2 separate regions of the Homo sapiens genome follow, and region 2 is linked to region 1. A link is an interaction called in ENCODE POLR2A ChIA-PET data of the cell type or tissue named here. Cell type or tissue: MCF 10A. All regions are shown on one strand. Each heading gives the region's core, and the rest is flanking DNA. Links, peaks and the distances in the headings are about the cores only.

Evidence for each region. Peaks named below come from ENCODE experiments on the same cell type or tissue, not always from the same donor. Only the 100,000 strongest peaks of a DNase experiment are listed, where the experiment ranks them.
Region 2: POLR2A ChIA-PET joins it to region 1 with 5 read pairs; 5 of 35 experiments call an interaction of 5 or more read pairs at or near these places.

The regions. Positions count from the first base shown.
Region 1 is chr19:16,461,029-16,465,413 of GRCh38, reverse strand. All of the region lies in intron 1 of EPS15L1 (epidermal growth factor receptor pathway substrate 15 like 1), which reads left to right. Among named protein-coding and RNA genes, the nearest start is that of EPS15L1, 8.7 kb to the left of the region's middle. RefSeq lists enhancers at 1-738, 2,449-3,116, 3,117-3,784. In MCF 10A, for the core only: no CTCF peak of the experiment used is centred there; a DNase peak (open chromatin) is centred at 2,443.
Region 2 is chr19:16,547,092-16,551,476 of GRCh38, reverse strand. It overlaps SLC35E1 (solute carrier family 35 member E1), which reads left to right. Exons shown (of 6, transcript NM_024881.5): 6 at 1-1,640. Among named protein-coding and RNA genes, the nearest start is that of CHERP, 6.8 kb to the right of the region's middle. RefSeq lists an enhancer at 3,340-3,439. In MCF 10A, for the core only: no CTCF peak of the experiment used is centred there; no DNase peak of the experiment used is centred there.

The DNA of each region.
Region 1 (4,385 bases), core at 100-4,099:
CCACTCCCAGCCAGTTGTCTTTAGGAGAATCCAAAGGTTTCCCTGCCAGAGTGGTAATCAGTGCTCCTGGCCCATGCAGAATTGAGTTGTCCAGGCCCGGCCCACAGCAGAGGCTCAGGTCACGGGTGGTCCAAGCTGCAGGAGGGGCAGATGACTGGCTTCCATTTGGGTGTTGGACATGGTTGTATGGAGGAGAGGGCGTGTTTGGTGTAGGCCAAGCTTGTCCAACCCATGGCTGCATGTGGCCCAGGATGGCTTTGAATGCAGCCCAACACAAATTTGTAAACTTTCCTAAAACATTATGAGGTTTTCTTGTGAATTTTTTTTTTTTTTTTGAGACTAAGTCTCGCTCTGTTGCCCAGGCTGGAGTGCAGTGGTGCAATTTCGGCTCACTGCAAGCTCCGCCTCCTGGGTTCATGCCATTCTACTGCCTCAGCCTCCTGCGTAGCTGGGACTACAGGCACCCGCCACCACACCTGGCTAATTTTTTGTATTTTTAGTAGAGACGGGGTTTCACTGGTTAGGCAGGATGGTCTCGATCTGACCTTGTGATCTGCCCGCCTTGGCCTCCCAAAGTGCTGGGATTACAGGCGTGAGCCACCATGCCCACCCGTGAATTTTTTAAAGCTCATCAGCTATCATTAGTGTTAGTGTTAGTGTTAGTGTTAGTGTTAGTGTTAGTGTATTTTATGTGTGGCCCAAGACAATTCTAGTGTGGCCCAGGGAAGCCAAAAGATTGGACACCCCTGGTCTAGGCCATGGGGAATAGCCTTTCACACGGAGGCAAAGAGGACTGAGCCAGAGCTGAGAGGCTGCAGGTCTAGGTCAAAGGGCCAAAACATGCGGCTGGGACTTTGGGGTTCATGTCCTTCCTTTAATTTAGGCAGCTCAGGGATGAGAGGAGGAAGGTCTTTTGGTAAATAAGACGTGAGAGTTTGTGTCTGGGCTACAAATCGGCCGAACTGACAGGATGTCTGCTTGCCGAGAGAGTGGCCAGTGGCTGGTGGGGGCTGAGGAGCTGAGACCTGCCCACTGTCCTTCGCGCTGGACTGGGTTTTACCGCTGGTCAGAGTGGTGGCCCTGAAGTTTGCTCCTGCATGGAGTGCAGACCATTAGCTCTTAAAGCTTCTTTGGGCTTTTCCCTTCATAGGAGTCCCAGCTCTTGATACTACAAGCTTTGGGGTGAAAGTAAAGGTCACAGATGACCACAGACATTTGTCTCGGATTTCCATCTGCACTGCCTGTGGTGTGGAATGTAGACCTGATAACAGAATCTGTTTACTGACTGCCTGCAGGTCAGGCTGACATAAAGTCACTTCTCCTCCTCTTGGGCACACCAGCCAGGCTGGATCAGGCGCTGCTACCGGCAGCTGACAGCACACCTGCTCCCCGTGTTTCCCAGGCCTGCAGTCCTCATTCCCTCTGCTCTGTGGCCCCCTGGCCCCTCTTTCTGTCATCTGCGCAGGCGATCCTTCATCTTGCCTCAAGGCGTTTGCATCTGCTATTCCCTCTCTCTGGAATGCTCTTTCCAAACCCTTCATCCTCTGGTGAATCCCTACACCTTTTCATATCAGCTGGGGCATCACTTCCTCAGGGAAGCCTTTCCTGACAAACTGGCCCAGCATCTCTGTTACCACTGGTGGAGATGGACACCTTTTCCATTTAGCCGTTTATAATTTTCTCTTTGCGGGGTTGATTGATGGTCTGTCTTCCCCAACCACCTAGACTAGGTCCACAAGGGCAGAGACTGTGCCTGTTTTATTCATCCTTGTTTGCCAGGCTGCAGCTGGCACTCAGGTGCTCAACAATCATCTGTTGAGGGAAGAGTAGCATGGGCCACATTATGAGAGGCAGTAGGGAGCTATGGCAGGTTCTTGAGGAGTGACACCTTTAGATGATCTGGCTGCTTACACAGGGAGTGCTTGGAGCTGGGTTCTAGCTCCGAGACAGTCTCTGTGATATGGGCATGAAGTGATCAAGAGGAACCTGGCCTGAGGTTGTTTCAGGAAGAGTAGAAAGGGCTGGGGGTGAAAGGAATATGTGGGGTAGCTGTTTGGACAGGTGAGGGTCTAGGTGGGAGAGGAAGCAGGGGGAAGAAGCAGGCATAGTGTCTGCAACCGTCAGGTTGAGGCCACCTTCAGGGAGCCAGGACAGCAGCAGTGGGAGTGCCTGGTGGGCAGAGCCTGGTGGGCTGTGGCTGTGTCAGTTGAGTCAAAACCCATCACTTTGCAGGAAACCCTCCAAGCCACGTGAGACCCCACATTTAGGTACAGTCAAAAAGAAGACCAGCTCTGGGGCTGGGGCACCATGAGATTCTGTCTGCTGAGCTACTGTGTGCTGTCTTGGGACCAAGATAAATAAAACCGAGCCCCACCCTCCAGGTCAGCTCAACTGCAGCTGGGCACCCAGGCACACAGAAAATTAGGACATAGTGTGACACACTCGTGGAAGTCAGGTGGCACCCACAGCGGTGGGATGAATCACCTCCACTGGGCTGGGAATAAAGGACAGGAGGAAGAGGGCGCCTGTGCCTCCTTTTGTCTTTTCCCTCCTCTGTTCCAACAGGCCTGGAGGAAGCAGCTGGGTGCAGCCTCTCTGACTGGCTGTACACTGCGTGGACCAGTGTCCTGCCCCCACCCTTTGCACAGGCCCTGTCTCCCACCACCATCTTCACAGCTTCCTGGCCCCCTCTCTGCCTTCTCAGAGTCCCACTTCCCTGATTCTTTGTTTTACTTTATTTTTTCTTGAGGTGGAGTCCCGCTTTGTCACCCAGGCTGGAGTGTAATGGCATGATCTTGGCTCACTGCAGCTTCCGCCATCTGGGCTCAAGCAATTCTGCCTCAGCCTCCCAAGTAGCTGGGATTACAGGTGCACACCACCAAGCCTGGCTAATTTTTTTGTATTTTTGTATTTTTAGTAGAGACAGGGTTTCACCATGTTGGCCAGGCTGGTCTCGAACTCCTGGCCTCTAGTGATCCACCCACCTTGGCCCCCCAAAGTGCTGGGATTACAGGTGTGAGCCACCATGCCCTCCCCCCCACTTCCCTGATTCTGGTAACCTGGTCTCCCAGAACAGGTGGCAACGGGACCCCAGCCCTGGTGGTACCCTGACTGCCCTCACCAGTGAGTGGGCCCAGGCAGGCAGCTCTGGGCCCTGGGGAGAGATTTGGGGCACAGGTCTGATGCAGGAGTGAGGGAATGTTGTGGGACCAACAATGGTGCCATTGTCCCTGTGCTTGTTTCTAGATGAGGAAACTGAGAGGGAGAGAGGTAAAACAACTGGTCAGACCCCCATGGAGAACAGGCGTCTGAATCAGACCATGGGCTCCAAAGCCACCATTTTGTCCTATGATTGCCACACCATGGGCTCCGGGAGGGTCGAGGAGCTCTGTCTTTCCTGCTCCCTGCTGGGTTCCCAGCCCCTGAAATCTGGGCTCCTGGCACATAGTAGGCTGGTGATATCTGTTGATTGGAGGCTGGGTACTTGGAACAGCAGCCAGGAGCGCAGTCTGTCTCTCCAGCTGTCTTTGAGGGTAGTTGACAGAAGGGAACGTTTTGTCTCTTGGGTGAAGAAACAGGCACAGGGCCCAGAGCCGCCTGCTCGAGCCCACTGGCCGGTGACAGCAGTCAGGGCACCACCAGGGCTGGGGCCCTGCTACCTCCTCACCTCCGCTCATCAGAGGGTGAGGAAAGGGCTTTCCTCTTGTGTAAGTGACATCAACAAGTGTGCCTCTGTCATTACGCCAATCTGTAGAAAACTGGCTTTTCTTTCTTTCTTTCTTTCTTTTTTTTGAGACAGAGTCTCACTCTGTGACCCAGGCTGGAGTGCAGTGGCGCGATCTCAGCTCACCGCAACCTTTGCCTCTTGGGTTCAAGTGATTTTCCAGCCTCAGCCCTCCGAGTAGCTGGGACCACACGTGTATGCCACCACACCCTGCCAATTTTTGTATTTTTTGTAGAGATGGGGTTTCTCCATGTTGCCTAGGCCAGTTTCGAACTCCTGAGCTCAAAGCGATCCACCTGCCTCGGCCTCCGAAAGTGCTGGGATTGCATGTGTCAGCCACTATGCCCAGCTGGCTTTTCTTTCTTTCTTTTTTTTTTTTTTTTTAAGAGACGGAGTCTTGCTCTGTCGCCCAGGCTGGAGTGCAGTGGCGCAATCTCGGCTCACTGCAAGCTCCGTCTCCCGGGTTCATGCCATTCTCCTGCCTCAGCCTCCTGAGTAGCTGGGACTACAGGCGCCTGCCACCACGCCCGGCTAATTTTTGTATTTTTAGTAGAGACGGGGTTTCACCGTGTTAGCCAGGATGGTCTCGATCTCCTGACCTCATGATCCGCCCGCCTCGGCCTCCCAAAGTGCTGGGATTACAGGCGTGAGCCACCGCGCC
Region 2 (4,385 bases), core at 200-4,199, 86 kb before region 1:
TTCAGAGAGGAAGTAACATCACTTATGCTTGACTGGTGTTTCTTTTGTTGTTGTTTGTTTTTCTTTCAATTGGAATTCTGTATTTAAGATGTTATGTCAGCTGACACATGGGACACTCCTGAAGAGGTGACTGGCCCCCCACCCTGTTTGGCGGTGAGTTTCCGCACCACCGGCCTCAGAAGTGTCCCTCTTGCTTCGTCTCTTGTTCGCTTGCTTTGTAAATACTTTGGTCCCAAGCTGAGACAATTGCTGTGTAAAACGTGAAGAGTCAATCCCAAAGGGTGTTATTTGTCAGAAGAACTTGCCGTGTGCCTTCACCGAAGGCAGTCAAGTCTGCAGTTGGATTTTTCTCACTGGTGAATGACAAGAAACAGGGATAATTTTGCACTGCGGAGATATTACGGGAGTTGTCTATATGATTATATATAGTACCTGATTCTTTGAACATATTATTGAACTCCAAAATGAATTCGACCTCCATTCAGGCTTCCTGAAATCTCTGAAGTTGCTGAAATTTGTATATTATTTTCCTTTTCCAATGCAAGATCTGCTGGTGACGGGAAATGACTGTCTGGTTTTATTATGGTTTATAAATTAATAAATGGGCTATTTAATTCTGTATATAAATTTACAGCAAGTACGTACACTGGAATGAATGAGGCAATCACGTTACACCAAATCAGCAGATCAAAAGACAAACACATATTTCTGAGACTTGAAGGTCCACATCCCCCCGCCCCCTGCCAAGATGGAGTCTTGCTTTGTTGCTCAGGCTGGAGTGCAGTGGCGCAGTCTCAGCTCACTACAACCTCCATCCCCCGGGTTCAGGTGATTCTCGTGCCTCAGCCTCCCGAGTAGCTGGGATTACAGGCATGCACCACCACGGCTGGCTAATTTTTTGTGTTTTTAGTAGAGACAGGGTTTCACCATGTTGGCCAGGCTGGTCTCGAACTCCTGGCCTCAAATGATCCGCCCACCTTGGCCTCCCAAAGTGCTAGGATGACAGGCATGAGCCACCGTGCCCAGCCTGATTGACAATGGCCTCTTGAAGGCTGGGTTTTCCCAGCCGGACAGTGCCCGCCCCACATGCTCCACTCCCACGCTTTCATCTGCAGGCCTGCCTTCCTCTCAGCCACCTCACTGCTGAGCTCTGTGGTAGAGAATTTCCTTTACCCATCAGGGTATGGTCTGGCTGGTAATACTGACTCCAACCCAGCTCCTTCATTTTATAGAAGGAGGCATTTCTGAATCATGTTTGTTCACCATGGCGAGACTCACTGCAGAATTTTTAACCACCTTATTTTAAGTCATTCATTCTAGGAACAGTCAAGCCCCTACCACAAAGGGGCCAGATCCGTTCAAGTGAGGAAGCACTTGCAGTTTCTGAATTTTGCTGTATATTTGTCCTATGTCACCCAACAGGCCCTTTGCTATAGCTGGGACATTACCAGACCCCAATACCTTAGGGTCTCACAGCCTGAAGGACACAGAGCATTGAATTATTAAAAGACCTGAAAATATTATAATGTTTTTCAATTGTCACCTGTTTTCAAGACTTAAATGCTATAGACTTTTCTGCAGGAATGACGTGTATATTCCTCACTGGCATTTACCAAAAATAAATGATGGTTTCCAGGGAATCAAAATTGGTCCCGATTTGTCAGCGAGGGTCTCTTTTTGAGTGGCCCTGTCTTCAGTGTGCCCAGCAACAAAATGTGGAAGGAGGAGAAAGAGCAAGCCAACTTGGCTGTCACGTCTGGATTTACTGCAACCTTTGTTTTTTCTTCTGAGCCAAAAATAAGGACGTGCAATTTGTGAATTGATTAGATGATACAATGAAAATAGGATCACAGCTAAATTAATGACGTGACTTTATTGAACGGAATAACATGGGAAGTCCAGGAACATTGTGGCAGCTGTGCTTATGAAACTTTTTTTTTTTTTTTTGGTATGTTTCATGTTTTTTGAGACAGGATCTCATTCTGTCGCCCAGGCTGGAGTACAGTGGCGCAATCCCGGCTCTCAGCAGCCACAACCTCCCAGACTCAAGGGATCCTTCCGCCTCAGCCTCCCAAGTAGCTGGGATACAGGCATGTGCCACCAAACCTGGCTAATTTTTGTATTTTTTGTAAAGATGGAGTTTCACCTTGTTGCCCAGGCTAGTCTCAAACTCTGGGGCTCAAGCTATCTGGCCTGTTATGTTTTTGGTTTAAGAGACAGGGTCTCACCTTATTACCCAAGCTGGACTGCGGTGGCACGACCACAGCTTCCTGCAGCACCAAACCCTACATTCCAGTCCCCTGCCTCAGCCTCCCAAGTAGCTGGTCCAGGTGTACACTACCACACCCAGCTAATTTTTAAAATATTTTTAGAGATGGGGCTCTGTGTTACCCAGGCTGGTCCGGAACTCCTGGGCTCAAGTGATCCACCTGCCTTGGCTCCCATAGTGTTGGGATTACAGGTGTGAGCCACCGTGCCCAGCCTGAAGCCATTTTTGAGTATTGACAGCCAAGACTGTGTACCTGCTACATGCCCAGCTCAGTGGTGAGCTTTTCACACACGATACCTTTGTGAGTTTTATTAGCCTTGTTTTTCAGGTGAAAATGAGGCCCAACGGGGTCAAGTCACTCATCTGGGATTACATAACTGCTTAAATCTGGCTCCAGAACCCATTTTTCCCCATTACTTAAGCCATCCCCAGCAAAGGATTTCTTTCAGACAGAAAGGGTTTGAGTTTCTGCTGAAACTGTTGCCCATGTCCTTTTCATTCATAATCTTTTTGTTTAGTGATTTACTAAGCACTGGCTGTGTCAAGCAGCAGGAAACAGATATGTAAGCCTCCTACCTTCAAAGCACTCAGCCTAAATGACAGGTATGTAACTAAGTAGCACATGGGAGCTACTTAGAAATGCTAAGACCCGGGGGATGGGGGACTAGGGGGAGGTGGCAGGGCTTACGCCTGTAATCCTAATATTTTGGGAAGCCAAGGTGGGCAGATCACCTGAGGTCAGGAGTGCAAAACCAGCCTGGCCAACATAGTGAAAGCCCATCTCGACTAAAAATACAAAAAACTAGCCAGGCGTGGTGGCACGCTCCTGTAATCCCAGCTACTTGGGAGGCTGAGGCAGGAGAATCGCTTGAACGTGGGAGGCAGAGGTTGCAGTGAGCCGAGATCGCACTGCTACACTCCAGCCTGGGTGACAGAGCGAGACCCTGTCTTCAATAAAACCCCACAAAACTTTAGTTACCATCTGACCCTGACCACAATGAGACCATTCCGATTAAGGGGTCCAGACTCAAGAAATCACAACTAGCAGACATATGGGCCACAGAACCCCCTCAGTGCACCTGGCCCTCCATGTTGCTGCTTAGGTGAGTCCCTTCACAAGGCTCATCTCACTCGAGGTGTCCACTTTACTTGCTGGAGAGTATCTGCAGCAGCCAGTCTACCAGCTCTTTCTACTGCTTTCTTCTGACCAGTAGATTCTGATTTGACCCTTTGAAATGAGCTTGGTAGAGGTCCCTCTGAGGCTTATATTTTCAATCTCAGATACATGGCTTTTTTGTTTCTGTTTTTGTTTTGAGACAGAGTCTCGCTCTGTCACCCAGGCTAGAGGGCAGTGGCGCAATCTCGGTTTGCTGCAACCTTCCCCTCCCAGGTTCAAGTGATTATCCTGCCTCAGCCTCCTGATTAGCTGGAATTAAAGGTGCCTGCCCCCACGCCCGGCTAATTTTTGTATTTTTAGTAGAGATGGGGTTTCACCATGTTGGCCAGGCTGGTCTCGAAATCCTGACTTAAGTGAGCCGCCTGCCTCAGCCTCCCAAAGTGCTGGGATTACAGGCATGAGCCACCATACCCAGCAGCATTTTAAACAATCTGAAACAAATGTATGAAAGTAGTGACCGTGGGTGTACTAACTTTCTAGAAGGTAGCTGAGCAATCTCAGTATTGAATTTGCACACCCTTTGACTCTACACAAGGTTTGTATCTACTAAGACACTTTTTTTTTGAGACAGAGTCACTCTGTTGCCCAGGCTAGAGTACAGTGGTGCAGTCTCGGCTTACTACAACCTCCACCTCCAGACTCAAGTGAGTCTCCTGCCTCAGCCTCCCGAGTAGCTGGGATTACAGGCACGTGCCACCACGCCCGGCTAATTATTTATTTTTTAGTAGAAACGGGATTTCTCCATGTTGGCCAGGCTGGTCTCGAACTCCTGGCCTCAAGTGATCTGCCCGCCTTGGCCTCCAAAAGTCCTGGGATTACAGGCGTGAACCTCCACGCCCAACCCTATATACACTTAAGACACTTTTAACAGTGGCCTAAAAATGGAACCAAGCCAGGAGACTAGAGTCTCACTTCAGTAAATTGTGGTGAGTCCACACC